2 separate regions of the Homo sapiens genome follow, and region 1 is linked to region 2. Evidence: read pairs that join two places in POLR2A ChIA-PET (ENCODE). Cell type or tissue: Panc1. All regions are shown on one strand. Links, peaks and the distances in the headings refer to the core of each region. The heading gives the core; the rest is flanking DNA. Region 1 has its middle 120 kb from the start of UBE2E1. Region 2 overlaps UBE2E1 (ubiquitin conjugating enzyme E2 E1).

What was found. ChIA-PET counts read pairs that join two places held together with the same protein. Peaks named below come from ENCODE experiments on the same cell type or tissue, not always from the same donor. Only the 100,000 strongest peaks of a DNase experiment are listed, where the experiment ranks them.
Region 1: POLR2A ChIA-PET joins it to region 2 with 8 read pairs; 2 of 35 experiments call an interaction of 5 or more read pairs at or near these places.

What each region holds. Positions count from the first base shown.
Region 1 is chr3:23,687,952-23,690,868 of GRCh38, forward strand. No RefSeq gene overlaps it. Among named protein-coding and RNA genes, the nearest start is that of UBE2E1, 120 kb to the right of the region's middle. In Panc1, for the core only: no CTCF peak of the experiment used is centred there; no DNase peak of the experiment used is centred there; H3K27ac peaks cover 698 bases.
Region 2 is chr3:23,855,865-23,858,781 of GRCh38, forward strand. All of the region lies in intron 3 of UBE2E1 (ubiquitin conjugating enzyme E2 E1), which reads left to right. Among named protein-coding and RNA genes, the nearest start is that of UBE2E1-AS1, 50 kb to the left of the region's middle. RefSeq lists an enhancer at 1,624-1,753. In Panc1, for the core only: no CTCF peak of the experiment used is centred there; no DNase peak of the experiment used is centred there; H3K27ac peaks cover 433 bases.

The DNA of each region.
Region 1 (2,917 bases), core at 103-2,602, 170 kb before region 2:
GGCAGGCGGATCACAAGGTCAGGAGATCGAGACCATCCTGGCTAATATGGTGAAACCCCGTCTCTACTAAAAATACAAAAAAAAATTAGCCAGGCATGATGGTGGGCACCTGTAGTCCCAGCTACTTGGGAGGCTGAGGCCGGAGAATGGTGTGAACCCGGGAGGTGGAGCTTGCAGTGAGCTGAGATCGTGCCACTGCACTCCAGCCTGGGCAACAGAGCGGGACTCCGTCTCAAAAAAAAAGAAAAAAAACAAAAGTTATGCTTATAATATACTGTAGTCTATTAAGTGTGTAATGGCATTATGTCTAAAAAAAGTATGTACCTTAATTTAATTATTTATTTATTTTCTCAGCCTGGTTCAAGGGGGAATCTTAACTTTAAAATTCTTTATTGCTAAGAAATGCTAATGATCAGGCTGAGCATGGTGGGTCACACCTGTAATCCCAGCACTTTGGGAGGCCGAGGTGGATGGATCACCTGAAGTCAGGAGTTCAAGACCAGCCTGGCCAACATGGCAAAAGCACATCTTTACCAAAAATACAAAAATTAGCAGGGCATGGTGGCATGCACCTGTAATCCCAGCTACTTGGGAGGCTGAAGCACAAAAATCGCTTGAACCCAGGAGGCAGAGGTTGCAGTGAGCTGAGATTGAACCACTACACTTGCAGTGAGCTGAGACTGAACCTGGGCAACAGAGCGAGACTCCCTCTCAAAAAAAAAAAAAATGCTAACAATCATCTGAACCTTCAGCGAGTCATAAACTTTTTGCTGGTGAAGGGTCTTTCCTCCATGCAGATGGCTGCTGACTGATCAGCGTCATGGCTGCTGAAGGCTGGAGTGGCTGTGGTAATTTCATACAGTAAGACAACAATGAAGTTTGCTGCATTGATCGGTTTGTCCTTTCATGAAAGATTTCTCTGTAGCATCCAATGCCGTTTGATAGCATTTTACCCACAGTAGAACTTTGTTCACAATTGAAGTCAGTTCTCTCAAACCCTGCTGCTGCTTTATCAACTAGGTTCATATATTAATCTAAATCCTATGCTGACATTTCAACAATGTTCACAGCATCTTTACCAGGAGTGTGTTCCATCTCAAGAAACTACTTCCTTTGCTCATTCATAAGAAGCAACTCCTTATCTGTTCAAGTTTGATCATGAGATTGCAGCAATTCAGGCACATCTTCAGGCTCCACTTCTAATTCCAGTTCTCTTGCTGTTTCCACCCCATCTGCAGTTACTTCTTCCACTGATGTTTTGAACCCCTTCAAGACATCCATGAAGGTTGGAATCAACTTCTTCCAAACCCCAGTTAATATTGATATTTTGACATTCTCCCAGGAATCATGAGTATTCTTAATGGCATCTAGAATAGTGAATCATTTCCAGAATGTTTTCAATTTATTTTGCCCAGATCCTTCAAAGGAATCACTGTTTATGGCATCTACAGCCTTACAAAATGTATTTCCTAAATAATAAGACTCGAAAGTCAAAATCGCTCCTTGATCCATGGACTGCAGAACATATATTGTATTAGCAGGCACGAAAACATTCATCTCCTTATACATCTCCATCAGAGCTCTTGGGTGACCAGATGCATTGTCAATGAGCAGTAATATTTTGAAAGGAATCTTTTTTTCTGAGCAGTAGGTCTCAACAGTGGGCTTAAAATATTCAGTAAACCATGCTGTAAATAGATGTGCCATCCAGGCTTTGTTGTTCCATTTACAGAGCACTGGCAGAGTAGATTTAGCATAATTCTAAAGGGCCCTAGGATTTTCAGAATGGCAAATGGGCATTGGCTTCAACTTAAAGTCATCAGTTGCATTAGCGTCTAAGAGAGTCAGCCATTCTTTTGAAGCTTTGAAACCAGATATCTACTTTTCCTCTCTAATTAGAAAAGTCCTAGATGGCATCTTCTTCCAAGAGAAGGCTGTTTCATCTACATTGAAAATCTATTGTTTAGTGTAGCCACCTTCATCAGTTCTCTTGGCTGGATCTTCTCAGTAACTTGCTGCAGCTTCTACATCAGCACTTGCTGCTTCACCTTTATGTTACAGAGATGCCTTCTTTCCTTAAACCTCATGAACCAACTTCTGCTGGCTTCCAACTTTGCTGCAGCTTCCTCACCTCTCTTCAGCCTTTTCCTCTCTTCAGCCTTCACAGAATTGAAACAAGTTAGGGCCTTGCTCTGGATTAGGCTTTGGTTTAAACGAATGTTGTGGCTGGTTTGATCTTCTATCCAGACCACTCAAACATTCTCCATATTAGCAGAAAAGCTATTTCGCTTTCTTAACATTTATATGTTCACTCAAGCAGCACTTTTAATTTCCTTCAAGAACTTTTCCTTTGCATTCACACTTTTTAACTGTTTGATACAAGAGGCCTGGCTTTTGGCCTGTCTCAGCTTTCAACATGCCTTCCTCACTAAGCTTCATCATTTCTAGCTTTTGATTTATTATTACTATATTATTATTACATAGTATTATATTATGTTATATTATTATTAATAATAAATCCTTTTCCTTCATGCAATTAGCTTTTGATTTAAATTGAAAGATGTGAGACTTTTCCTTTCATTTAAATACTTAGAGGCCATTGTGGGTTATTAATTGGCCTAATTTTTATATTGTTGTATCTCCAGGAGTAGAGAGGCCTGAGAGGGAGAGAGATGGGGGAATGGCCAGTTGGTAGAGCAATCAGAACACACACAACACTTATCAATTAATTTCACTGTCTTATATGAGTGCAGTAAATGGTGCCCCAAAACAGTTACAATAGTAATATCGAAGATCACTGATCACAGATCACCAAAACAGATATAGTAATAATGACAAAGTTTGAAATATTGTGAGAATTACCAAAATGTGACATGAAGACATGAAGTGAGCACATGCTGTTGGAAAAATGGTGCCT
Region 2 (2,917 bases), core at 124-2,623:
GTGCTTTAGGGCTTAAAGGCACTTACATAGCTTATTTCCTTCAAGGTTCAGTTCCGTGAGGTGTGGTATGTGGAATAGCATTAGCTGTGTTTTCCAGATGAGGAAACTGAGGACTGAACTGGAATTTGCATGCTGTTCAGATTTTTTAAGTTCCCTGTGTGGTTTTTCTTTTCTTTTCTTTTTTTGAGACAGAGTCTCGCTCTGTAGCCCAGAGTGCAGTGGCATGATCTCGGCTCACTGCAACCTCCACCTCCTGGGTTCAAGCAATTCTCCTGCCTCAGCCTCCCGAGTAACTGGGATTACAGGCAGGTACCACCATGCCTTGCTAATTTTTTTTGTATTTTTAGTAGAGACAGGGTTTCACCATATTGGCCAGGCTGGTCTCAAACTCCTGACCTTGTGATCCACCCACCTTGGCCTCCCAAAATGCTGGGATTACAGGCATGAGCCCAGCTGTGGTTTCTTATATCATACTGTTAAGTGTACTTTTAAAGCTTTAAAAAGCAGTGTTAACCCTTTCTTAAAACAGATTTCAGGGAAGACAGACGTTTAAAACATTAGCCTTCTCTCCCCATCTGGAGTATGGTTTGGAAGTCATTGCTTTGTAGTAAGGCATTATTTTCCTGGTACATTGCCAAGGACCAACAACTGTTAAATCAACAAACTAAGATTTTCTTCTAGATTTGTATCGGATTGTGACTTTGCTTTCTCCCTTTCATCACCCATTAATGCTTAGTAAAGCCACTATGGACCTCACGTATCTAAACCCTTCCCTGAAATGCATCTCTCTTTTCATACCACTCCAATGGGAACTCCTGTTGATTTGTTTCTGGGCCCTGACAGATTAGCAGGAAAAGAAAGCGCTTTAGAAAAGTGAGAGGGGAGTTCAGAGGTTAGAGGGGAATCAGAAAATTAATGTCATGATTATCAAGAATGTTTCCAGAAGGCAGGGCTCATCAGTCCTTGACAAAAAGGCTGATGAAAAAAATGGAGTTGAGTGCAGCCGATCACCTCAATAATCCTAGCAGTTTGGCAAGCTGAGGCAGGAGGATCACTTAAGTCCCGGATTTTGAGGTTGCAGTGCGCTGTGATCACAACACTGCACTCGGCCTGGGTGACAGAGCTAGGCTGTCTCTTAAAAAAAAAAAAAAAAAAGAGAGAGAATGAGAAATGCCATTTAATTTTGAGCCTGGCAGGTCTTTGGTGACTTTTGAGACTAGTTTACTGTGGAATGTTGAGGTAAAGTAGGACTGAATCACATGTAGAGGGATCTGTGTGTATTTAGGAGAAGCATCAGGAAATTGGCACTGAAGGGCAGGAGAAAGCTGGCCCAGCAGCCTGGAGGGGTAGAGGTGTTCAGGAGTATGTTTTAGAGTCTGGTGGTTTTTTTTTTCTTTCTGCATAGGAAAGTTTGAACTTTTTGTAACCAAGTGTTCTATTCACTGTTAAAGTAAAAGAGGAATTAGGTAAAGACCACATGTTTATCTTAGAAAGAAGCACACATTTTTGTGAAATGAAAGAAGAGAGGAGTGAAAATAGAAATTTTCATGTGGGAAGAATTGAAGTTGAGGTAGCAAGGAATACCAAGACAACTGAGAAGTCCTTATAAAGAACACATTCAGTACTTTTAAGATGTTATTTTCCAAAACATACACTTTTGGGTTGCCTGTCAGACTGGAGATGTATGCCTGTCGAGTCACGTTACACTGAATTTATTTAGGAAATAGTCTGACATACAGAAGTTTCACTTCTCCTGCCACTTGTGAAGGATTTGTCTCATTGGTGTGGTGTCAGCCTGGTGAGATAGGACTTGCTTGTGGTTTGGAAGCTGTCTGTGGGCAACTCCAAGAGCTGTTGTGCTCTGCCTCTTTATGAACCTTCTGTGCTTATGGAAATGGTTCCCAGCGTGTGCTCCTCAGGAATGAGTCTGAGTGACAGAGGTGCCAGTAGGCTATGAGATGGTAGCAATGACCTTAGCTAGTCTTTTTTGTTTGTTTTGTTTTGAGACAGAGTCTCGCTCCGTTGCCCAGGCTGGAGTGCAGTGGTGCGATCTCGGCTCACTGCAACCTCTGTCACCCAGGTTCAACCTCTGTCACCCAGGTTCATGCCACCGTGCCTGGCTAATTTTTGTATTTTTATTGGAGATGGGGTTTCACCATATTGGCCTGGCTGACCTTAGCTAGTCTTTCTTAAGAGGCTGGGAGCCTGAGGACAGTTGAGAGGTACTGAGCTAGTTAAACCTCAGGCGCTTTCCCTGCGAAGGCTCTATGGCAGATACCACTTGGGGCTATAGAAGCTGTTACCTACAGTGTAAATTCTGGATTTCAATGCAGAGGGCAGACATAGGGCTACTAATTTTATTTTGTTTTGCAAGGACATTGAAAAAAAGTCATTGTTTACTGTCGTCAGCATTTTATAAAAGGGAGGATACTTTTTAATCACAAAATATGAAGAAGTTTATTATTTGTTTTTTGAGATGGAGTCTCGCTCTGTCATCCAGGCTGGAGTGCAATGGCATGATCTCGGCTCACTGCAACCTCTGCCTCCTGGGTTCAAGCAATTCTCCTGCCTCAGCCTCCCGAGTAGCTGGGATTACAGGCATGCACCACCACGCCCAGCTGATTTTTGTATTTTTTGTAGAGACAGGATTTCGCCATGTTGGTCAGGCTGGTCTTGAACTCCTGACCTCAGATGATCCACCCACCTTGGCCTCCCAAAGTGCTAGGATTACAGGAGTGACCCACTGCGCCCGGCCAGGAACTTTATGACAATGGAAGACAAACCTTTATATTGAGTAAATTAAAATTTATGAAAAAAATGTAATGCTTTCTCTTATTCTTACCACTCGTGTGTAAGAACAACTGACCTGCAGCACTGAAGCTATTCATTTTTGAGAAACTTGTCCTAAATACTTGTC